7 separate regions of the Homo sapiens genome follow, and regions 1, 2, 3, 4, 6 and 7 are each linked to region 5. Evidence: chromatin contacts called from ENCODE Hi-C data. All regions are on one chromosome and are shown on one strand. Each heading gives the region's core, a stretch centred on a gene start or an enhancer-like site at or near the end of the contact. The rest is flanking DNA. Distances are from core to core; before and after follow the strand shown. Region 1 holds the start of IL3RA (interleukin 3 receptor subunit alpha). Region 2 overlaps P2RY8 (P2Y receptor family member 8). Region 3 holds the start of P2RY8 (P2Y receptor family member 8). Region 4 has its middle 43 kb from the start of ASMT. Region 5 holds the start of GTPBP6 (GTP binding protein 6 (putative)). Region 6 has its middle 330 kb from the start of DHRSX. Region 7 holds the start of AKAP17A (A-kinase anchoring protein 17A).

Region 1 (3,349 bases), core at 135-2,634, 1.0 Mb before region 5:
TCCACTGTGTGGATGGACATTATATTTCTCCCTTCATCTATAGATGGGGGTATGAGGGCTGTCTCCACCTCTTGGCTATTGTGAATAAAGCTGCTTGTTCCTTTTCATGGCTGTATAATATTCCACTGTGTGTCTGGACCACATTATATTTCTCCATTCATCTATAGATGGGTACGAGGGCTGTCTCCACCTCTTGGCTATTGTGAATAAAGCTGCTTGTTCCTTTTCATGGCTGTATAATATTCCACTGTGTGGCTGGACCACATTATATTTCTCCATTCATCTATAGATGGGTATGAGGGCTGTCTCCACCTCTTGGCTATTGTGAATAAAGCTGCTTGTTCCTTTTCATGGCTGTGTAATATTCCACTGTGTGGCTGGACCACATTATATTTATCCATTCGTCTATAGATGGGTATGAGGGCTGTCTCCACCTCTTGGCTATTGTGAATAAAGCTGCTTGTTCCTTTTCATGGCTGTGTAATATTCCACCGTGTGGCTGGACCACATTATATTTATCCATTCGTCTATAGATGGGTATGAGGGCTGTCTCCACCTCTTGGCTATTGTGAATAAAGCTGCTTGTTCCTTTTCATGGCTGCGTAATATTCCACTGTGTGGATGGACATTATATTTTTCCATTCATCTATAGATGGGTACGAGGGCTGTCTCCACCTCTTGGCTACTGTGAATAAAGCTGCTAGGAGGGACCTGAGGTTTCACCAGCCATCTGGAACATTCTGAGTCCCGCCAGCCTTTGAAAACCACTGAGAAACACTACAAGCAGGCTGGGGTCCCAGCCCCAAAAGCGGCTCCCCGGCTGGCAGTCAGCTCGCCCTGGGCGTGAGCTCATTGACTAACTGAACCAGCGCTTTCTAATAAACAGAGAACTCTAGCCATGTGTAGGTGTGTACATTTTCTAGCAAGCACACAGAAAAAGCAGAAAGCACTGTCAAATTACTCCTAATGCTATCACCTTTATAAACCCAAGGCATCTAACATGCTATGATGGCTTCAGCGTCCGATCCACTTACAAAAGGGTGAATGAGATCGCAAACATACTTCTCTGGTACCGGGTCATTCTATGTGTGGTGTGGTGCCCACACGGACAGCAGGTCTCAGCAGAAACCTGTTACATGCCAATGCCCCGTGTCTGCCAGCTTGGATTTGGGAACCCACAGTCCACCGCCTCCCCTGCCTGCCCTCTTTTTCCCTCATCCCACCCTGGAGGGGGGACCTTACCTTAAATGGAGATCAAAGTACTGTGTGGAAGAAACAGCCTTCGTGGTTCCAGTTGAGAAGATCTGGGGTGTCCTGATCCTAGGATGTTTCTGATATCTTCCCGTGTGCGCTGAAAGCAGCTTTCCCCGAAGAGAAACCGAAGGTTGTACTCCCCGATTGAGCTGTTTTATAACCTCCAGCTGGGGCCCCACCCCTGAAACTCAGACCCAATAAGGATCTGGCAGTGGGGAGGGGTGGGGGCTGTCAGAGACCCCCTTCTCTCCCACGGGCTGGGATCCTGGGGTCAGCAGCTTCGTAACCATGAACCTGACTTTCCTTGAAAGAAAGACTCTTTCTTTGAAAATTATCATGTTCCCGTTCTCATTTTTTTTTTTTTCTGCAAGTGTTTCTGTTTGCTATAATTAGAATTCTTGCTGGCTATACAGGCAGGGTTGGGCAACTTCCTGACATAGTAAATTCAGCCTTGGAGGCGTGAACGCTGGTGTCCAGGGGCTCCTGCCTGTGTTTCCTCCCTGTCTCGTGGGAAACAGCACCCAGACAGGGAGGTGGCCCCCGGTCTCAGATGACAGATCTTATTAAAGATATGTTAGTGGCCGGGTGCGGTGGCTCACGCCTGTCATCCCAGCACTTTGGGAGGCCGAGGCGGGCAGATCACTTGAGGTCAAGAGATTGAGACCAGCCTGGCCAACATGGTGAAACCCCGTCTCTATTAAAAATACAAAAATTAGCCCAGCGTGGTGGTGAGCACCTGTAATCCCAGCTACTCGGGAGGCTGAGACAGGAGAATCGCTTGAACCTGGGAGGCGGAGGAGGTTACAGTGAACCGAGATCGCGCCACTGCACTCCAGCCTGGGCGACAGAGCAAGACTCGGTCTCAAAAAAAAAAAAAAGATATCTTAGTGGTCAGGGGTGGTGGCTCACACCTGTCATCCCAGCACTTTGGGAGGCCGATGAGGGCGGATCACCTGAGGTCAGGAGTTTGAGACCATCTGGCCAACATGGTGGAAGCCCGTCTCTAGTAAAAATTTAAAAATTAGCCAGGCGTGGTGGCAGGTGCCTGTAATCCCAGCTTCTCTGGAGGCTGAGGCAGGAGAATAGTTTGAACCTGGGAGAGAGGTTACAGTGAGCCAGGATGGCGCCAGTGCCCTCCAGCCTGGGTGATAGAGCAAGACTCCGTCTCAAAAAAAAAAAAAAAAAGATATCTTAGTGGTCAGGTGCGGTGGTTCACACCTGTCATCCCAGCACTTTGGGAGGCCGAGGAGGGTGGATCACCCTGAGGTCAGGAGTTCGAGACCATTCTGACCAACATGGTGAAACCCCGTCTCTAGTAAAAAGAAAAAAGTTAGCCAGGCGTGGTGGTGGGTGCCTATAATCCCAGCTTCTCCGGAGGCTGAGGCAGGAGAATCATTTGAACCTGGGAGGCGGAGGTTACAGTGAGCCAGGATGGCGCCACTGCACTCCAGCCTGGGAAATAGAACGAGACTCCGTCTCAAAAAAAAAAAAAAAAATCTTAGTGGTCAGGCGCGGTGGCTCGCACCTGTCATCCCAGCACTTTGGGAGGCTGAGGCGGGTAGATCACCTGAGGGCAGGAGTTCAAGATCAGCCTGGACAACATGGTGAAACCCCGTCTCTAGTAAAAATTTAAAAATTAGCCAGGCGTGGTGGCAGGTGCCTGTAATCCCAGCTTCTCCCAAGGCTGAGGCAGGAGAATCACTTAAACCCGGCAGGCGGAGGTCACAGTGAGCCGAGATCACACCACTGCACTCCAGCCTGGTGACAAGAGCAAACTCTGTCTCAACAGAAAACAAACAAACAAAAACCCTTAGTAAAGTCCAGCCCTGAATGGGGCACTCACCAACCTGTCCCGGGCTTCTCTTTCCAACGCTGAAATCTGTTATTTCTGTTTACTCAGCACGCGCACTCCCAGACAGCCCTTCCCTTCCCTCTGAATGTATCAACTCTTCTCTGGTTCTCGGCACCCTTCCCAAATTCCACCCCAACCTCAGCCCTTCCCCAGAGCCTCCACCTTGCAGCCCGGCTCCTGTTTTTTTTTTTTTTTTTCTTTGAGACGGAGTCTCGCTTTGCTTGCTCTGTCATCCAGGCTGGA
Region 2 (3,425 bases), core at 821-3,320, 1.2 Mb before region 5:
TTCTGTGAGTCCCCTGAGGCTGACACAAAAAATGCCACAAACTGGGGAGTTCGACAACAGGAATTTACTTTCTTACAGTTCCGGGGGCCAGAAGTCTGAGATCAAAATGTCTCAGGTCCGTGCTCCCTCAAGGAGCTCTAGGGGAGGGTCCTTCCTGTCTCTCCCAGCTCCTGGGGGCTCCAGGCATCCCTGGGCTTGTGGCCGCGTCATTCCAGGCTCTGTCTCCGTCTCCACGTGGCCTTCTCCTCTGTGTCTGCGTCTCCTCTTCTGTCTTTTACCAGGGCACCTGTCATTGGATTTAGGGCCCAGCCTAATCCAGGAGTATCTCATCTTGAGATCCTTAACTCATTAAATCTGCAAAGTTCTTATTTCCAAATAAGGTCTCATTCCAGGTTCTGGGCTCTAGGATATGGACATATCTTTCCAGGATCCGCTGTTCAACCCATTACAATTGGATCCAGTTCCCTCCGGAGGCTCCTTCCTGTCTCTCCCAGCTCCTGGGGGCTCCAGGCATCCCTGGGCTTGTGGCCGCGTCATTCCAGGCTCTGTCTCCGTCTCCACGTGGCCTTCTCCTCTGTGTCTGTGTCTCCTCTCCTGTCTCTTAGAAGGACACCTGTCATTGCATTTAAGGCCCACCCAGACAATGCAGGATTATTTTCTCTCAAGATCCACAACGGAATGAATCTGCAAAGACCCTCTTTTCCAAATGAAACCCCCTCCCCAAATAGCAGGGCTCAGGACACGGACATATCTCTGGGGGCCACCATCCAACCCAGCATGGGAGGCCCTCGATCTGGGTTTGCAGGTGGGGAAGGCTGCTGAGAGTAGGGACAGGGGCGGCTCACGTGGCAGCCAGCACAGGGGCTCTTCGGCAAAGCGTGTTGCCGGGAGGCAAACAGGGTCCCCAGAGAGTCAGTAGAAAGAGGAACCTGGCTCGCAGCGGGGTCCTGTCCCTGGCTGAGTGTCACCAACACTCACTCTGTGTTCGAAGTGGGGGAGGGAGGGGAGGAGGTTTGCCACCCCCACCCCTGCCCCCCGGGAGGACATGACCAAAACAGAGATAAGCAAATCCATGTTCTTGCTCGTGTATCTTCAGTGATGTGGTCCCACTCCTCATAAACCTAGACAGGACTTTATTTCCAAATAGAAAAATGAGGCCAGGCGTGGTGGCTCACGTCTGTCATCCCAGCACTTTGAGAGGCCGAGGTGGGTGGATCACCTGAGGTCAGGAGTTCAAGACCAGCCTGGCCACCACAGTAAAACCCTGTGTCTACTAATAATACAAAAATGAGCTGGATGTGGTGGCACACGCCTGTAGTTCCAGATATTCAAGAGGCCGAGGCAGGACAATCGTTTGAACCCGGGAGGCGGAGGTTGCAGTGAGGCAAGATCACAGCGCTGCACTCCAATCTGGGTGACAGAGCGAGATTTCGTCTCAAAAAATAATAATAATAATCAATAAAAATGAAAACTCGCCGGGCGTGGTGGCTCATGCCTGTAATCCCAGCACTTTGGGAGGCCGAGACAGGCAGATCACAAGGTCCAGATATCGAGACCATCCTGGCTAACACGGTGAAACCCCATCTCTACTAAAAATACAAAAAATTAGCCGGGCGTGGTGGTGCGCGCCTGTAATCCCAGCTACTCGGGAGGCTGAGGCAGGAGAATCACTTGAACCCGGGAGATGGAGGTTGCAGTGAGCCAAGATCGCACCACTGCACTCCAGCCTGGGCAACAGAGTGAAACTTTGTCTCAAATAATAATAATAATAAAAAATAAAAATGAAAACTAAGACGGGGCAATATAGTGAGACCCCTATGTCTACAAAAATAAATAATTAGCCAGCCATGGTGGTGAGCACCTGTGGTCCCAGCTGCTCAGGAGGCTGAGGTGGGAGGATCGGTTCAGGCCAGGAAGTTGAGGTTGCAGTGAGCTATATAATGTCACCATGGCACTCTAGCCTGGGGCAACAGAGCAAGACCTTATGTCTCCATAAATAAATACAGAAAAACGAAAGTGAAAATGAAAACGCATCAGAAAGTCAAACACAGGCCAAAAGTCTGCAAAGCACCGTCACAGGGATGCACAGAGTGCTTCCAGGGGTCTGATATTTACGTCCCTTGAAGTCGGACCGAAAACATTCAGATGTAAGCCTGGACATGGTATCTGAGAAGACACAGCCACCTCCTTCCAAGACGTAGTTCACAAGAGGGCCCTGGGACTCTCCGGCCAGCTCTGTGAGCTTTGGAAGATGGGCGTAGAGTCTGTCACAGGAAGGAAGGCTGGATAGCAGCCCTGTGGTAAAGTTAAAAGGTCAGGCTTAAAAATCCCCACCTCTCCCAGGACAGAACCGAGAGATTCAGGCCACCCTGGGCCAGACAGGCGGCCCCAGCTGCTTGGCCTGGAAAACCACCCAGGGGATTGTAATGGGTCATTTCCCTCTGGCGGGGAGGTTGTGTCTCCCAGAACCTCGGAGCCTGGGTGCTGCTGGGGGCTTTCCTGGTTTTAGCACACCCAAAATCCTATGTCCACGGCAGCCCATTGGTCGTCACAAACAGGGCTGGGGGTGGCGGCGGCTCAGAGCAATGGGCCTCTGTTGACTTCTAAAGAATTAACGTGGCCGGGCGCAGGGCCTCTCGCCTGTAATCCCAAGACTTTGGGAGGGCTAGGTTGGAGGATCACCTGGGGTCAGGAGTTCGAGACCAGCCTGGCCAACATTTAGTAGAAACCCCGTCTCTACCAAAAATACAAAAATTAGCTGGGTGTGGTGGCGTGTACCTGGAATCCCAGCTACTCGGGAGGCTGAGGCAGGAGAATCACTTGAACTCGGGAGGCGGAGGTTGCAGTGAGCCGAGATCACACCACTGCACTCCAGCCTAGATGACAGAGTGAGACTCCGTCTCAAAAAACAAAAAAAAAAATTAGCTGGGCATGGTGGTGCACGCCTGTAGTCCCAGCTACTTGAGAAGCTGAGGTGGGAGGATCACTAGAACCCAGGAGTTCAAGGCTGCTGTGAGCCATGATTGTGCCAATGCACTCCAGCCTGGGCAACAGAGTGAGACCCTACCTCAAAATAAGTACATAAATAAGAGAATAAGAAAACAATTACATTAACAATAACACCAAAAAGAATAAAACAGTTAGAAATTAATCATGAAAGTAGATTTGTACACCGAAAACTAAAAAAAAACATTAAAAAACAACAACAGGCCGGGCGCGGTGGCTCACGCCTGTCATCCCAGCACTTTGGGAGGCCGAGGCAGGCGGATCATGAGGTCAGGAGATCGAGACCATCCTGGCTAACACGGTGAAACCCCGTCTCTACTAAAAATACAAAAAATTAGCTGGGCATGGTGGTACACGCCTGTAGTCCCAGCTACTCGGGAGGCTGAGGCAGGAGAATGGCGGGAACCCGGGAGGCGGAG
Region 3 (3,047 bases), core at 34-2,533, 1.2 Mb before region 5:
TTTTTTTTTTTGAGACAGTCTCACTCTGTTACCCAGGCTGGAGTGCAATGGCCTGATCTTGGCTCACTGCAACCTCCAGCTCCCGGGTTCAAGTGATTCTCCTGCCTCAGCCTCCCCAGTAGCTAGGATTACAGGCATCCACCACCATGCCCAGCTAATTTTTGTATTTTTAGTAGGGACGGGATTTCGCTATGTTGGCCAGGCTGGTCTCGAACTCCTGACCTCAAGTGATCCACCCGCCTTGGCCTCCCAAAGTGCTGGGATTATAGGCGTGAGCCAGCAGGCCTGGTCTTTTTGTTTGTTTGTTTGTTTTTTGGGACAGTCTCACTGTCACCCAGACTGGAGTGCAATGGCCTGATCTTGGCTCACTGCAACCTCCACCTCCCAGGTTCAAGTGATTCTCCTGCCTCAGCCTCCCCAGTAGCTGGGACTACAGGTGTCCACCACCACACCCAGCTAATTTTTGTGTTTTTAGTAGGGACGGGATTTCGCCATGTTGGCCAGGCTGGTCTCAAACTCCTGACCTGAAGTGATCCACCCGCCTTGGCCTCCCAAAGTGCTGGGACTACAGGCGTGAGCCACCACACCCAGCCTGGCTTGAGGGATTGATTCTACCATGTCTTTTCCCTGAGCAGTGGTTCAATATTCATTCATTCTTTCTCAGTGACAGATCCTTCCCTCTCAACCTCCTCCCACGAGTGACAAGAACCAACCGTTGCTCCTCACAAGCAAGGATACCAGAGCTCGGAAACCTGGTTCTCATTCCTGAAACTGGCCGATCCCCCATGGGATGTTGAGGATATGAGCCTGCAGCGCCCGTGACCAACTGTGAGAGCCGGAATGATCAGTGCCCAAGGTCTGTTCGCTTGTCACAGTCTGGCTGTGTACCAAGAGATGTCGCAATGAGCACAGCTTTAGAGTCTAAAAGGAAACGTGTTCTGTTCTTTCTTTGTTTTGTTTTGTTATTTCAGAAGAAACAGGAATCGGTTCTGGAGCATGCCACGGCTCTTCACTGCTGGTTACAAAATTTAGAAAAATCATTCTCCCTCTTTTCCTCACTCTCAGGGTTCTCTTAAGAGTAGGGCCCCCTGCGAGCCAGTGATAGGGAGGTGGGCGGTTAACGGTGCTGCCCAGAGACACAGCGACGTTACTCCAGTGGGCTCAGCCCTGCACATGAGTGTTCAGACAGTTACAGAGGAAATGTCACAACACACTTCCTTTCCACCTAAGCCTGAGTCGCAACCGTGGTGGTGCGCTGGGAGGTGGAGTTTGCAGAATTTGCATTCGGAGACAGTCGTGCCAGCCGGTGGGCCACCCAGCGAAGCGGCCGCCTTTGCAAGGTTGCTGGACAGATGGAACTGGAAGGGCAGCCGTCTGCCGCCCACGAACACCTTCTCAAGCACTTTGAGTGACCACGGCTTGCAAGCTGGTGGCTGGCCCCCCGAGTCCCGGGCTCTGAGGCACGGCCGTCGACTTAAGCGTTGCATCCTGTTACCTGGAGACCCTCTGAGCTCTCACCTGCTACTTCTGCCGCTGCTTCTGCACAGGTGAGCCGCCGAGCTGGACTTTTATGCTTGTCCTGCACTGTCAAGGGAGAAGACAGGGTCGCTGGGAGGGTCCGTGTACGGTGAGAACATGGGGGAAGACGGTGCAAACTCCATGAGGCGTGTTCTCCTCACGCTAGAGCAGACCAGGAGTGCAAATTTCCTGGGAGGAAGACTTTGCACAGCCGCTTCGTCACTTAGGGGAGAAATGCTCAAATTTTCCAGGGCTGCAAGCCACCCTTCCTTTAATAACTCATTCCATGAACTTTCAGAGGCCGAGGTGGGCGGATCACGAGGTCAGGAGTTCGAGACCATCCTGGCTAACACGGTGAAACCCCGTCTCTACTAAAAATACAAAAATTAGCCAGGCGTGGTGGCAGGTGCCTGTAATCCCAGCACTTTGGGGGACCGAGGTGGGTGGATCATCTGAGGTCAGGAGTTCGAGACCATCCTGGCTAACACGGTGAAACCCCGTCTCTACTAAAAATACAAAAATTAGCTGGGCTTGGTGGTGGGCGCCTGCGGTCCCAGCTACTCGGGAGGCTGAGGCAGGAGAATGGCATGATCCCTGGAGGTGGAGCTTGCAGTGAGCAGAGATCACGCCACTGCACTCCAGCCTGGGCGACAGAGCGAGACTCTGTTTAGAAAAAAAAAAACAAAAAAAAACTCATTCCATGAAATGCGCCTCTCTTGAGGTTAACCTTAGAGAGGGTAAGCAGCTGCGGCTGCTGCACGTAACCCATTTACGCCTGAGATTGCAGTTTTTTCAATGTTTGCAATGAGACCTTGGCGATGACCTTGAGCCGTGGGATATAAATAACTCCCAAATGCTTAGCGTTCCAATAATGGAAGAGTAAGCATAAATTAAACGGGTTTTAAAGCCCTATGGGTGCCTGGATGAGCACGGTGGCCCCTCGTCACCCCCTCGGTGCCAGGGAGACCCCAGACCCGGGTCTCACGGCCACCTCAGACCTCATTTGTACAGGTCCGCTTAGAAACCCCAATTCCTTGGGTCTTGTCAGATCTGTCCCCTAAAAAGCTGAGAAAAGGCAGAGGGAGCTGCTCTGGGAATTTCAGGCCACACACAACAAGGCCTGCTGTGGCGCTTTAGGTCCCATTTCTATAAAGGGGAACCATGGTCACGTGGCTCTGTTCCCAAAAAGAAAAGGGTTTGTGTGTGTGTGTGTGTGTGTGTCTGTGTGTGTGTCTGTGTGTGTGTGTGTGTGTGTGGTTGTTTCTTCCCATGTTGTTATCTTTACGTAACGTGGATGAGAAGTCTGAAGCGCGAGAGCCCTAAGTGAAAACCGCTGAGGAGCTGAAGCCCGTGGGGAAGCAGGTGCACCTGACTGCGCCGTTCAATCTCTCCTTCCCGTTCCGTTCCTCCTTGCATAGCCCACTTGACTTTGGCAAGCAGCGCCAGATAGTAGCATATTTTGTGTTTACGGCGGTGACAGACGCCTGTAATCCCAGCACTTTGGGAGGCCGAGGTGGGTGGATCACTTG
Region 4 (3,194 bases), core at 324-2,823, 1.3 Mb before region 5:
CACACATATGTACAGACACAAACATAATCACAAGCAAAGATAACACACAAACACATACACAGACACACGCAGAAACACACACGCATACACACATTCCTGAAGCTCTCCACCTCTACCAGCCACACAACCATATGCACACACATACACATTTCTTAGTTAAGAAAAATAGACCGGGCGCGGTGGCTCACGCCTGTTATCCCAGCACTTTGGGAGGCTGAGGTGGGCGGATCACGAGGTCAGGAGTTCGAGACCATCCTGGCTAACACAGTGAAACCCCGTCTCTACTAAAAATACAAAAAATTAGCCAGGCGTGGTGGCTCATGCCTGTAATCCCAGCACTTTGGGAGGCCGAGGCGGGGAGATCGCGAGGTCAGGAGATCGAGACCATCCTGGCTAACACAGTGAAACCCCGTCTCTACTAAAAATACAAAAAATTAGCCGGGCGTGGTGGCGGGCGCCTGTAGTCCCAGCTATTCGGGAGGCTGAGGCAGGAGAATGGCGTGAACCCGGGAGGCGGAGCTTGCAGTGAGCTGAGATCGCCCCACTGCACTCCAGCCTGGGCGACAGAGTGAGATTCTGTCTCAAAAAAAAAAAAAAAAAGAAAGAAAGAAAGAAAAATAGAAAAACACATCTTTAGAAACTATCACCTGCAAACTGCAAAACAAACAAACAAACAAACAAACAAAAAAGTGTGCTGGGGCTTGGATACCACAACTGACAACCTAAATTATTGAGGTAGCAAACTGCCTAGAAGAGGTAGACATTTGCGGCCCTGAAATCAGGACCCGGCGGTGAGAGACACCGCCTGCGTTGTTTTTACAGTTTTATTAGCCACATCCCTCAGGGAATCTCACCGCAGGTCTCAGGAGCTCTCTCTAATCTTGTTAACCTTCTGCGCCTCTCCTCCCGGAGTACAAACTAATCTTTCTTAATGCAAGAGGACAGGGCAGCTTTGGAAAGGCCGTCACCAGACAGCCAGCGTTCCCCATCCTCACAACTGGACCTTGGAGAGCTTTGGTGTATGGAAACCGGCTCCCCTGGAGGGGGGAGGTGAAACGTTGAAACCCTGACAGACGGTGTCACTGAGCTTAGAGCTCATGTTTCTAGAAAAGGCAACAGATGCAGTGTCTGATGACGAAGCTTAATTTGGGATGTGCTGAGCAGGAATTATTTAAACCAATCCGTTGATGAATTTGTCTTTAAGGAATATGTCCTTTCTCTCGTGAGTCACTCAGGCTCCTGGACACCTGCCTGCCAGCCCTCACTGAATCTCCCCAGAGGCTCTTCATGTCTGCTGCCTGACAATTTTCTCCAGAGTGTACAAAAGCAAAGGAGAGAGCTCCCCTCCCAGACTGCTGGAGGGATGTGGGGACTTACCGCATGGCTGATGCTCTCAGGTTCCAGCCAGACTTAATGTCCTAAAATGCACCCAAGACAGGCAGGCCTGGGTCCAGACGGCCAGCGGGGAGGGCTGCCCGGGCTCGTCTGCAGAGCCCGGAAAAGGAGGAGGAGGTGAACAGAGGAAGGAGGAAGGGTGATGGGGCCTGCAGGGTGTGATATGACGTGAGTTATCACCTCCCTTTGTGCTGCTGCTGTTTCTTACTGTGGGAAAATACCCATCACACACAGTTTGCCATTTTAAAAATTGCACAATGAAGAGACGATTTAGTGCACTGAGCATTTTACACAACCACCGGCCCTAGCTAGTTCCAGAACACCTTCGTAACCCAAAAAAAAACACCCCATACCCATTAAACCGTCACTCCCCAGTCTCCCTGCTCTCAGCCTTAAGCAATCACCCATCTGCTCTCTGACTCTGCAAGCAGTCTTATTCTAGACACTTCATGCAAATGATATTGTGCCATTTTGCACTTTTGTGCCTGGGTGTTTTTTGTTGTGGTGGTGGTGGTGGTTGTTTTGTTGTTTTTGTTTTCACTCCGTTACTTCTACACCAAACTAATACATGATGTATTCAGTCAGAGGCTATCAAGGACTCAAAAGAATACAACCTTTTCTCTTTTTTTTGAGATGGAGTCTCACTCTGTCACCCACGCTGGAGTGCAGTGGCGTGATCTCGGCTCACTGCAACCTCCGCCACCCGGGTTCAAGCGATTCTCCTGCCTCAGCCTCCCGAGTAGCTGGGATTACAGGTAACTGCCACCATGCCCGACTAATTTTTTTTGTATTTTTAGTAGAGATGGGGTTTCACCATGTTGGCCAGGCTGGTCTCAAACTCCCGACCTCAGGCGATCCACCCACCTCGGCCTCCCAAAGTGCTGGGATGACAGGCGTGAGCCACCACACCTGGCCCCCATTTTTATGGTTATTTCTTGATGATATGCTAAACTAGGAGTGGATTATTCATATGGACTCTTTTTAGACCATATACATTGTATTAGTCAGGGTTCCTTAGAGGAATAGAACTAATAGAAGATATATACACACACACGCACACACACACACACATATATATGTATTGTGTGTGTATATATATGTGTGTGTGTATATGTGTGTATATATGTGTGTATGTGTGTATATATGCGTATACACACGTGTATATATGCGTGTACACACGTGTATATATGTGTGTACACACGTGTATATATGCGTGTACACACGTATATATGCGTATACACACGTGTATATATGCGTATATGCACATATGTGTACATGCACATATGTGTGTATACACATGTGCATATACACATATATGTGTATACATGTATATATACACATGTGTGTGTATACACGTGTATATATGTGTGTATATATACACGTGTATATATACACACATATACGTACATATATATGTGTGTGTGCGTGTGTGTGTATCTTCTATTTGTTCTATTCCTCTAAGGAACCCTGACTAATACAATCTATATGGTCTAGAAAGAGTCCACATGAATTATATATATATGAAGGGGAGTTTATTAAGGAGAATTAACTCACAGAGTCACAAGGTGAGGTCCCACCATAGGTCATCTACAAGCTGAGGAGGCAGGAAGCCAGTCTGAGTCCCAAGGATTAAGAACTTGGAGTCCAGTGGTCCAGGGCAGGAAGCATCCAGCAAAGGAGGAAGATGGAGGCTGGGAGGCTAAGCCAGTCTAGCCTTTTCACGCTCCTCTGCCTGCTTTTATTCTGGCCAGACTGGCAGCTGATGAGACGGTGCCCACCCAGATTGAGGGGGGTTCTGC
Region 5 (3,205 bases), core at 63-2,562:
ATTTGAGGCCCCCAGGCAGACGTGGGGGCCCCTGGGCGGTGGTCAGGACGCCTGGGGCTGGACCCAACCCCCAAGGCAGACGAGGAGAACCCCCGGGCGGCATCCGGGCCCCCCAGGGCTGGACTCAAGCCCCCAAGGCTAGACGTGGGGACCCACCTGGGCGGCGACCGGGACCCCCAGAGCAGGTCTCAAGCCCCAAAGGCAGACGTGGGGGCTCCTCGGCGACGTCCAGGACCCCCAGGGCTGGACTCAAGCCCCCAAGGCTAGACACGGTGACTCCGGGGTGGCGTCCGAGACTCCCACGGGGGAACTCCAGTCTCCAAGGTAGACGTGAGGACCCCCGGGCGGCATCGGGGACCCCCAGGGCGGGACTCGAGCCCCCAAGGCAGACGCGGGGATGCCGAGGCGGCGTCCAGGACCCCCAGGGCGGGACTCGGGCCCCCAAGGCAGACGCGGGGACGCCGAGGCGGCGTCCAGGACCCCCATGGCTGGACTCGAGCCCCCAAAGCAGACATGGGGACCCCCTGGGTGGCGTCCGGGACCCTGAGAGCTGGACTCGAGCCCCCAGGGCAGACGTGGGGACTCCGGGGCAGCTTCCGGGGCCCCCACGGCGGCTCTCCAGGTTCCAGGGCAGACGTGGAGACCCCTGGGCGACGTCACGGACGCCCAGGGCGGGACTCGAGCCCCCAAGGCAGACGTAGGGACCCCTGGGCGCCGTTCTCGATCCCCGGGGCTGGAGTCAAGCCCCCGAGGCGGCGTTCCGGACTCTCGCAATCAGACTTGGACTCCACCCAGCGCGGAACGGGGTAGGACGGGAGCGAGGACGAGGTGAGTGAAGGCAGCGCTGCCGCCGCCGCCGCCGCCGCCGAGGCTCGGGGTCCTGGCGCCTACCGGGCCGGCGGCTGCACCGCGGGATGGGTCTGCCAGGAGCCGCCCACGCCGAACAAGAAGCGGCCCGGTCCCGCCTCCCCCGCCGGCAGCGCGTGCCAATCACCAGCACCTGATGCGGGGCGACCAATGAGGAGCACGCCCTGCCGGGGCGCGGCGCTAGGGAGCCCGCCCCGGCCGCACGCCAATCACCAGCACGTGACAAGGGATGACCAATGAGGATCACGCCCTATGCTGCGGAGAGGCGCTGGTGAGCACGCCCCAGCTGCACGCCAATCACTAGCACGTGACGCCGGATGACCAATGAGGAGCACGGCCTGTGCCGGGGAGAGGCGCTGGTGAGCCAGCCCCGGCCGCACGCCAATCACGAGCACGTGATGAGGAGCGGCCTGTGGGCAGCCCCCGCCCCAACGTTCAGCCTCCAGACGCGCCATGTGGGCCCTGCGGGCCGCCGTACGCCCGGGGCTGCGGCTCTCCCGCGTGGGCCGCGGCCGCTCGGCTCCGCGGGCAGCCGCGCCGTCCTGCCCCGCGCGCGCGCTAGCCGCTGTCGGCCGCAGGAGCCCCGGGAATCTGGAGGGGCCGTGGGGCGGAGGGCGGGGCCTGCGGGCGGACGGCGGCCGAAGCCGCACGGGAGACGACGAGGAGGAGCCGGAAGATGCGGACGAGAACGCCGAGGAGGAGCTGCTGCGGGGAGAGCCTCTGCTGCCGGCGGGGACCCAGCGCGTGTGTCTGGTTCACCCTGACGTCAAGTGGGGCCCGGGGAAGTCGCAGATGACTCGAGGTGACCGCGGCAGGGCTTTCGGGGGAGAAACAGGAGCTGGAGACCTGGGGGCGGGGCTCTGAGGGGAGGGGGCTCATAGGTGGAGATTCAGGGGCGGGGCTCTGAAGGGACGATCTCATAGGTGGAGATTCAGGGGCGGGGTTCTGTGGGGAGAATCTCATAGGTGGAGGCGCAAGGGCGGGGCTCTGCAGGAAGGATTTCATAGGTGGAGATTCAGGGGCGGGACTCGGGAGAATCATAGCTGGCGATGCAAGGGCGGGGCTCTGGGGAGGCTCATAGGTAGAGATTCAGGGACGGGGCTCTGACCTGAGAATCTCATAGGTGGAGACCCAGGGCGGGGCTTTGAGGGGAAGAGCTCAGGTGGCGACGTAGGGGCGGGGCTTCAGGGGGCCAGGCTCTAAGGAGAGGGTCTGATGGTTGGAGATGCCAGGGCGTGGCGCTGAGGGGCGGGGCTCTGAGGGGAAGAGCTTATGGATGGTGATGCGGGGGCGGGGCTCTGAAGGGAGGATCTCATAGGTGGAGGTGCATGGGTGGGGTTCGGGGGAGGAGCCCATGGGTGAAAGGGCGGGGCTTATGGGGAAGAGGGGAGGATATCATTGGTGGAGGTGCGTGGGCGGGGCTTCGGGGGAGGGGCCTATGGGGTAAAAGTGCGGGGGCGGAGCTTATGGGGTGGAGTCCGTGGGATGGGGTGGGGCCCGTGGGGTCCGTGGGGTGGGGTGGGGTGGGGTGGGGTGGGGTGGGGTTGGGTGGGCCGGGGCGGTTCTCGCCGATGGGACCTACGTTTCTCTTGCTCTGGGTTAGAGGTAGGCACGGTGTGTTTGAGGTCAGGGAAGGGAGGGCGTCCAGCGGACCAATCTGTGTCTAGTCCCACCCCCCACCCCCCAGGAGGAAATGCAAATGAATAAGTCGCTGCACGTGTCAGAGTCTCATAAAGGTTGATTTTTCCCTTGGAAGCTCCTGTAGTCGATGAGTGGTTTTTCTTTACGGGTGTTTTCCAAAATGGCTAATTCCTGGAACAGATGAAGCCCCGAACTGCTCAGAACAGCGCGCAGACCTCTTGCCTCTCTACTCCCCAAACCTGCCGGTGGTTCCTCAGTAATCCCCTGAGCACCCGCAGCTCCCGGGTTCCCTGCTGCGCCCGCCTGGAGCCCAAATTCCATGTAAGGCAGGGTCGCCCTCGTGTCCCGCTGTGGCTCCGGTGTCCTTCTCCCGTCAGATTCCTACTTAGAGGCCCTGGGGGGACGAAGTCATATCGGGGGACAAACGGCGGCTCAAGGTGCCTTCTCCGGGGAGATTGTCTCAAGGGCAGGAGGAGGCCTCCCCGGGCAGGTGTGGACGGGGGCCCCGGGCAGAAGCGTCTCTCACGGTGGCCCTTGTGTCCCCGCAGCCGAGTGGCAGGTGGCGGAGGCCACAGCGCTGGTGCACACGCTGGACGGCTGGTCCGTGGTGCAGACAATGGTCGTGTCCACCAAAACGCCGGACAGGAAGCTCATCTTTGGCAAAGGGAACTTTGAGCACCTGACAGGTGGGTCCGTC
Region 6 (3,378 bases), core at 328-2,827, 1.9 Mb before region 5:
TGTGTACTTGAGTGGATGCTTGTGTGTGCATGTATGAACGTGTATTCATGGGTATGAGAATGCTTCGTGCATGTGTAAATATGTGTGTGGGCTATGCATTTATTGATGTATGTGCATATGTGTGCATGCATGTGTGCCTGCGTGTGCATGAGTGTGAAAAACTGAGTGCACCTGTGCACGTGTGCAGATGCCTCATGTATGTGTGAAAATCTGCACATATATGCAGTGTGTATGTGCATGGGTGTACATACCTATGTGTGAATCGATGTGTGCAATGCATGTATACGCACGTGTGTACATGCAGGTGTGAGTGTATCTGTACATGCATGTGTATGCCTGGGTTTCAGTGGAAGCAGGGCTGCAAAGAGGAGAAACACTTAGACCCTGACACACAAGAGTTCTCATTTCGGTAGATGAGCTGGCTGTGTATGCAAAGAGGAGAATAGAGGACAAAGACAGGATCAGCATCGTAGCGCTGATGACGACAGCTCTGGACTCCTCTTGATGAGGGCTGTGGCACACATCGAGGGGAGCACTGCTGAAAACAACATAGAATGTGATTTGGACCCAGCATGCAATCTACAAAGGCCGTGCTGCCGACACGGGGCAGGATTTTGGTTGACAGGTTGGTGTTGGAGTGGAAGACCTTCTCCAAAGAGGCTTTCTTGAAATCACAAAAGGAAGGGATCCATGAAGGAGAAGCAGTGCCGAGAGGAAGGGCAGAGACCACAGAGTGCACCCGTGCACGTGTGCAAATGCCTCATGTGTGCGTGAATGCATGTGTGCGTGTGTAAAATGCACATATGCTTTTAGCTGCATGCGTGCGTGTGCAGATGCGTGTGAAAACCTGTGCACACCTGCAATGTATATGTATATGTGTATGCACGAGTGTGAATAGCCGTGTGCATGCGTGAGTGTATGTGTATGTGGATGAGCGTGGGAACCCTGAAGGGAGCCTCTCTGCAGTTTCTGGGACACAGGTTGTAGTTAACCTAGGACAAAAAGTCAGTAGAGTCCTTTATGGGCTGCTGATGAATGAGGCCTGCTACCAGGAAGGAATGGTTTTTTTGTTTTTGTTTTTGTTTTTTTTTTCCGACAGAGTCTTGCTCTGTCTCCCAGGCTGGAGTGCAGTGGGCCGATCTCAGCTCACTACAACCTCCGCTTCCCGGGTTCAAGCGATTCTCCTGCCTCAGCCTCCCGAGTAGCTGGGACGACAGGCATCCGCCACCACGCCTGGCGATTTTTTTTTTTTTTTTTTTTTTTTAGTAGAGACGGGGTTTTACCATATTGGGCAGGCTGGTCTTGAACTCCTGACCTTGTGATCCGCCCGCCTCGGCCTCCCAAAGTGCTGGGATTACAGGCGTGAGCCACCGCACCCGGCCAGGAAGGATTGTTTTGCACGCCAGGGTTTCTCTTTAGCTTATGATTTCTTCCACCAAATCTGTCCCAACCCTGCTGTGTCTGTCCCTACCAGCGGCTGCAGTGTGAGTGAATCCAGGCATGACTGCATGAACACCCAGCTTCCTGTTTGGTCACTTAGTAACCACTAGATGACGTTTACTGAGCTCTTAGCAGGCACATTCTAATCCCCGTAATTTTGTTTACTCGGTTGGAGGAGAAACATTGTCTCTTCTCCACTTTCCCAGCTGTAATGCAAACCTTAGCATACAAGAAACAGGCCGGGCGCGGTGGCTCACGCTTGTAATCCCAGCACTTTGGGAGGCCGAGGCGGGCGGATCACGAGGTCAGGAGATCGAGACCACGGTGAAACCCCGTCTCTACTAAAAATACAAAAAAAAAAAAAACAAAAAAAAAAAACCCGGCGCGGTTGGGGGCACCTGTGGTCCCAGCTACTCGGAGAGGCTGAGGCAGGAGAATGGTGTGAACCCGGGAGGCGGAGCTTGCAGTGAGCCGAGATTGCACCACTGCACTGCAGCCTGGGCGACAGAGCAAGACTCTGTCTCAATAAAAAAAAAATAAAAAAGAAACAGAAGGAGGCACGCTAAAAACTAAAAGTAGGAGGTTAAGGGAAGGGAGGAAAGAGAAAAACCAAAGGATGGGGGTGGGTTCAAACCACATTTTATGCCGCTGGATCGTGTTGTAATATTTCTACATGCTTGGGAATTACAGGCATGCATGGAATAGTATGCAACTGTGAAAAAGGAATGAGATCATGTCTTTTACAGGAATATGGATGGAGCTCGAGGCCATCACCCTTAGCAAACTAATGCAGTAACAGAAAATCAAATACTGCACTTTGTCACTTATAAGTGGGAGCTAGGCCGGGCGCGGTCACTCAGGCCTGTAATCCCAGCATTTTGGGAGGCCGAGGCAGGTGGATCACGAGGTCAGGAGTTTGAGAGCAGCTTGGCCAACATGGTGAAACCCTATCTCTACTAAAAATACAAAAATTAGCCGGGCGTGGTGGCAGGCACCTGTAATCCCAGCTACTGGGGAGGCTGAGGCAGAAGAATCATTTGAACCCGGGAGGCGGACGTTGCAGTGAGCCAAGATCACGCCATTGCACTCCAGCCTGGGCGACAGGGTGACACTCCGTCTCAAAAAAATAAAAAAATAAATAAGTGGGAGCTAAATGAGGAGAACTCATGAACACAAAGAAGGGAGCAAGAGACACCTCTACTTGAGGGTGGAGGGTGGGAGGAGGGAGAGGGGCAGAAAAGATAACTATTGGTACTGGGCTTAATACCTGGGTGATGGAATCATCTGTACAACAAACTGCGGTGACACAAATTGACCTACAACAAACCTGCACGTGTACCCCCAAACCTAAGATAAAAGTTTAAGGGAAAGAATGAAGCAAGCTAAACTTTAGACAACAATAACAGCAACAAGAAAAAGAAGTGACAGGTGTAATTACTTTCATTACTGCCTCAGCCACTTGTGGAAGCATTTTTCCGGTGTTGTGGTATTGTTACATTTTATGGACAACGTTTTTGTGACGATGGACAAACCTGAGCCCCAACACTTGAAAACAAAATTATGTTTTCAGGGCTGGGCGCGGTGGCTCACGCCTGTAATCCCAGCACTTTGGGAGGCCCACGTGGGTGAATGACAAGGTCAGGAGATTGAGACCATCCTGCCTAACGTGGTGAAACCCAGTCTCTACCAAAAATACAAAAGATTAGCCGGGCGTAATGGCTCACACCTGTAATCCCAGCACTTTGGGAGGCTGAGGTGGGCGGATCACGAGGTCAGGAGATCGAGACCATCCTGGCTAACACCGTGAAACCCAGTCTCTACTAAAAATACAAAAGATTAGTTGGGCATGGTGGCGGGTGCCTGCAGTCCCAGCTACTTGGGAGGCTGAGGCAGGAGAATGGCGTGAACCCAGGAGGCAGAGCTTGCAGTGAGCTGAGA
Region 7 (3,230 bases), core at 233-2,732, 1.3 Mb before region 5:
ACGCTACAAACGCCTAGCTCCACGGGAAGGGGCAGAGAGACACTGGGGAAGGGAAGGGGCCAGGGAGAGCACAGCTGCAGGCATCTGGAAAGGTTTTGTGGAGGGGGCGGCGGCCCTGTACTTGCCCTGATAAAACAGGAAGTCTCGGGCTGCAACAACAATCCAGAACCATGAACCCTAGTAATCTCCACGAAGGCCAAACGTATCCCAGCTTTAACCCACTCAAAGCCAAAAAGTACAACGAACTTTCCACAAGTTAGGGGCCGGAGTCCCCCGTCTGCGCCTTCTTTCTCCGCCCACCTTCATTAACCCACCTCTTCCCTGCTGAGCTGACGGGCAGCCACTTCCTGACGGCCAAGTCCAAGTAGAGGAAGCTTCACTCGCAGAAACCCAACCATCTCAGGTGACCGCCTCCGGCCCGGCCGCCCACCCCATCAACCTGGAGGCTTCCTGCCAGGCCCAGGAGACGGCCTCCTCGCCCAAGCCCGAGGTGGGAGGTGCGAAAGAAGGGAGGGAGGGTGGAGAAGCGACCAGAAAAGGTCAGTGGGGCACCAGGGAGGGGCTCCAGTCTGGACAGAGACCAGTGAACCCTCCCCCAGAACCCAAGCGGCCCCAGCAACTTCACCACCGAGGAACCCTCCCCACTCTGGCCTCCAGCGCCCTCCGACCACCCCGGTACACCTGGCTGCCCAATCCCCAGTACGCGGCATTGCCCCTGGTATTCCCACCTACCGCAGCCCCCCAGCATGGCCTCAGGCTGCCGCTGGCACCCCTGGCAGGGCCCCACACATTCTCAGGCCCTTGGCCACTCGGTACCCTCAGCTCCTCAGTTCCCCGCTCCCCACCACCCTCCTGGATGAGCCCCAATACCCCAACCTACACAGCACCGCCCCAGCCTCCGAAAACCCCGGACAGCCCCTTGCTTCCCACTGTAGACCTAGGAGCGACCGCAGCGCCACGTCCCCTAGTCCCAGGCCTCCTAGTCTCCCGCCCATCCGATCCCCCGAGCTCCCAGCCCTCCGACACCGCTCCAGGCCTCAGCTCCTTCGGTGCAGTCCCAGGAACCGCTCCAGCCCCTACCCCTACTTCCAGGGACCCCCGGACCCCGACCGCAGACCTCCCCAGCCCCCGATTCCCCCGTACAGTTTCAGGCGCTCCCAGCCCCCCGGTGGCACCCCACGCCCCCCAACCCCAGCCCCGTCACCTCCGAGGCCCCTAGGCGCCGCCTCCCAAGCCCCGGCCCCCCGGGCCCGGCCCTAGGAGCGAAGCGTTCGCCGGCTGCAGCCAGGCCCGGGAGGCACGGGGGCGGCACTCACCTGCGCGGGGCTCCGCCTGCGTCCCAGGCCGCCGCCGCCGCTGGCCCAAGCTCCCGCCGTCCCTCGACGATCCCCGGACAGGCGCGGCCTCACCGCCGGGAGCCGCCACCGTCCCCCGGAGGCGCCTCCGACGCCGCCACCGCCGTCGCCGCCCGCCCTCTATGACGCATTTCCACTTCCGGCGCGCGGGCTCGCGGAAGAGGCCGCGCGGCAGCACCGGGTTTCTCCTTCTTGCCCTGGCTCCGCCCCCGGGAGGAGGGACTTCCGGGAGCCCGACCTTTTGCACTGCGCGTGCGCGAGTCCGCCCCGCCCCCATGGTGCCACCTGCCTGCGGGTAACCAGGGGAGGTACTTGGGCCAGGGTCTGTGGTCATAGCCCTTAAGCCAAACAGGAGGGGGGCCGGTGTGGGGTCTAAATTCCAATTGTAGAGTCAAATATATATAACAAAATTCTAAAATGTAATAGGATCCTATAACGGGATTCTATACTATACTTGCAAATTATGGGTAATATACTTGAATAATATAATTTATGTATAAATTAGATATCATATTCTATGACGTAATTATAGAATTACATATAAATTGCTAGTTAATTAACTATTAATTGAATGGTTAATAATTATTAATTGTATATTAATAATTATTAACGCATACCATTACATAATGTAATTATGAAATAATAAATGATAACTTACAATGGTATTATGAAATTAATAATAATTTATATTGCAATTATGAAATAAATGATCATTTCTAATTATAAGATAATTTATAATGTAATTATGAAATAAATATAATGTAATTTAAAAATAAATGATAATCTAATGTAATTATGAAGCAAATGCTATTGTATAATATAATCATAATTTATAATGTAATTTTGGAATAATAAATGATAATCTATAGTGTAATTATGAAATAAATGAAAATATATAATGTAATTCTGAAATGATCATTTATAATGTAATTATGAAATAATAAATGACAATTTATAATGTGATTACAAAATAATAAATGAGGCCAGGTGCGGTGGCTCACGTCTGTAATGCCAGCACTTTGGAGGGCCAAGGCGGGCAGATCACAAGGTCAGGAGTTCAAGACCAGCCTGGGGCCGGGCCCGGTGGCTCATGCCTGTAATCCCAGCACTTTGGGAGGCCGAGATGTGCGGATGATGAGGTCAGGAGATCGAGACCATCCTGGCTAACACGATGAAACCCCGTCTTTACTAAAATACAAAAAATAATCAGCCGGGCGTGGTGGTGGGCACCTGTAGTCCCAGCTACCAGCTACTCGGGAGGCTGTGGCAGGAGAATGGCGTGAACCTGGGAGGTGGGGCTTGCAGTGAGACCGTGCCACTGCACTCCAGCCTGGTTGACAGAGCGAGACTCCATGTCAAAACAAAACAAAAAAAAGACCAGCCTGGCCAGCATGGTGAAACCCCGTCTCTACTAAAAAGACAAAAAACTAGCCGGGTGTGGAGGTGGTTGCCTATAGTCCCAGCTACTCAGGAGGCTGAGGCAGGCCCGAGAATCACTTGAACCCAGGAGGCAGAGGTTGCAGTGAGCGAAGATGGCGCCACTGCACTCCATCCTGGGCAACAGAGCGAGACTCTGTCTCCAATAAATAAATAAATAAGTAATGATAATTTATAATGCATTATTCATTTTTTATTATAATTTATTGTTTATTAAGTATGCCATGCTCTATGTGAGAGGTACGTGCTTCTGACGTCCCAAATATGTCACAAGTCCCCAAACTGGATATCCAGGGTCAGATAATCAGAACAGAAATCTTGCATTGCTCAACATCAGCTATCAACAAAGGAGAAAGCCAACACACCAGGGGCCTGAGGAAGACGGAACATTCTGTGAACCCAGGCAGGCTTCAGAGGGGCCGGGCTGTGTAAGAGGGT

Evidence for each region. Hi-C counts contacts between places; a loop is a spot of excess contacts on that map. Pooled maps may share reads with other maps.
Region 1: a loop to region 5 is called in a map with no recorded cell type, with 13 times the contacts of the local background. The contact joins the promoter of IL3RA here to the promoter of GTPBP6 in region 5. A Hi-C loop is called at or near these places in 8 of 37 single-sample maps with no recorded cell type and 7 of 50 pooled maps.
Region 2: a pooled map shows a loop between it and region 5 (8-fold over the local background). The contact joins the enhancer-like site here to the promoter of GTPBP6 in region 5. A Hi-C loop is called at or near these places in 2 of 37 single-sample maps with no recorded cell type and 3 of 50 pooled maps.
Region 3: a loop to region 5 is called in a pooled map, with 15 times the contacts of the local background. The contact joins the promoter of P2RY8 here to the promoter of GTPBP6 in region 5. A Hi-C loop is called at or near these places in 7 of 37 single-sample maps with no recorded cell type and 11 of 50 pooled maps.
Region 4: a loop to region 5 is called in a pooled map, with 10 times the contacts of the local background. The contact joins the enhancer-like site here to the promoter of GTPBP6 in region 5. A Hi-C loop is called at or near these places in 1 of 168 maps with a recorded cell type or tissue (naive thymus-derived CD4-positive, alpha-beta T cell), 2 of 37 single-sample maps with no recorded cell type and 11 of 50 pooled maps.
Region 6: a loop to region 5 is called in a map with no recorded cell type, with 18 times the contacts of the local background. The contact joins the enhancer-like site here to the promoter of GTPBP6 in region 5. A Hi-C loop is called at or near these places in 2 of 37 single-sample maps with no recorded cell type and 3 of 50 pooled maps.
Region 7: a map of ascending aorta shows a loop between it and region 5 (27-fold over the local background). The contact joins the promoter of AKAP17A here to the promoter of GTPBP6 in region 5. A Hi-C loop is called at or near these places in 4 of 168 maps with a recorded cell type or tissue (B cell, Caco-2, ascending aorta and 1 more), 9 of 37 single-sample maps with no recorded cell type and 20 of 50 pooled maps.

Annotation. Positions count from the first base shown.
Region 1 is chrX:1,334,820-1,338,168 of GRCh38, reverse strand. It overlaps IL3RA (interleukin 3 receptor subunit alpha), which reads right to left and starts at 1,384. Exons shown (of 12, transcript NM_002183.4): 1 at 1,243-1,384. It overlaps LOC101928032 (a long non-coding RNA gene), which reads left to right. Exons shown (of 8, transcript XR_007068376.1): 8 at 653-895.
Region 2 is chrX:1,499,941-1,503,365 of GRCh38, reverse strand. The region is part of intron 1 of P2RY8 (P2Y receptor family member 8); the gene reads left to right. Among named protein-coding and RNA genes, the nearest start is that of P2RY8, 36 kb to the left of the region's middle. Within about 2 kb of position 2,070, at least 11 of the 41 ENCODE cell types and tissues checked have a DNase peak (open chromatin) inside an H3K27ac peak, as active enhancers do.
Region 3 is chrX:1,535,421-1,538,467 of GRCh38, reverse strand. It overlaps P2RY8 (P2Y receptor family member 8), which reads left to right and starts at 1,283. Exons shown (of 2, transcript NM_178129.5): 1 at 1,283-1,547.
Region 4 is chrX:1,656,055-1,659,248 of GRCh38, reverse strand. No RefSeq gene overlaps it. Among named protein-coding and RNA genes, the nearest start is that of ASMT, 43 kb to the right of the region's middle. RefSeq lists enhancers at 950-1,449, 1,450-1,951. Within about 2 kb of position 1,573, at least 9 of the 41 ENCODE cell types and tissues checked have a DNase peak (open chromatin) inside an H3K27ac peak, as active enhancers do.
Region 5 is chrX:316,903-320,107 of GRCh38, reverse strand. It overlaps GTPBP6 (GTP binding protein 6 (putative)), which reads left to right and starts at 1,312. Exons shown (of 10, transcript NM_012227.4): 1 at 1,312-1,669; 2 at 3,057-3,194. The coding sequence starts at 1,321. LINC00685 (long intergenic non-protein coding RNA 685) reads right to left here and starts at 963. Exons shown (of 1, transcript NR_027232.1): 1 at 1-963.
Region 6 is chrX:2,173,015-2,176,392 of GRCh38, reverse strand. No RefSeq gene overlaps it. Among named protein-coding and RNA genes, the nearest start is that of DHRSX, 330 kb to the left of the region's middle. Within about 2 kb of position 1,577, at least 2 of the 41 ENCODE cell types and tissues checked have a DNase peak (open chromatin) inside an H3K27ac peak, as active enhancers do.
Region 7 is chrX:1,589,856-1,593,085 of GRCh38, reverse strand. It overlaps AKAP17A (A-kinase anchoring protein 17A), which reads right to left and starts at 1,482. Exons shown (of 5, transcript NM_005088.3): 1 at 1,317-1,482.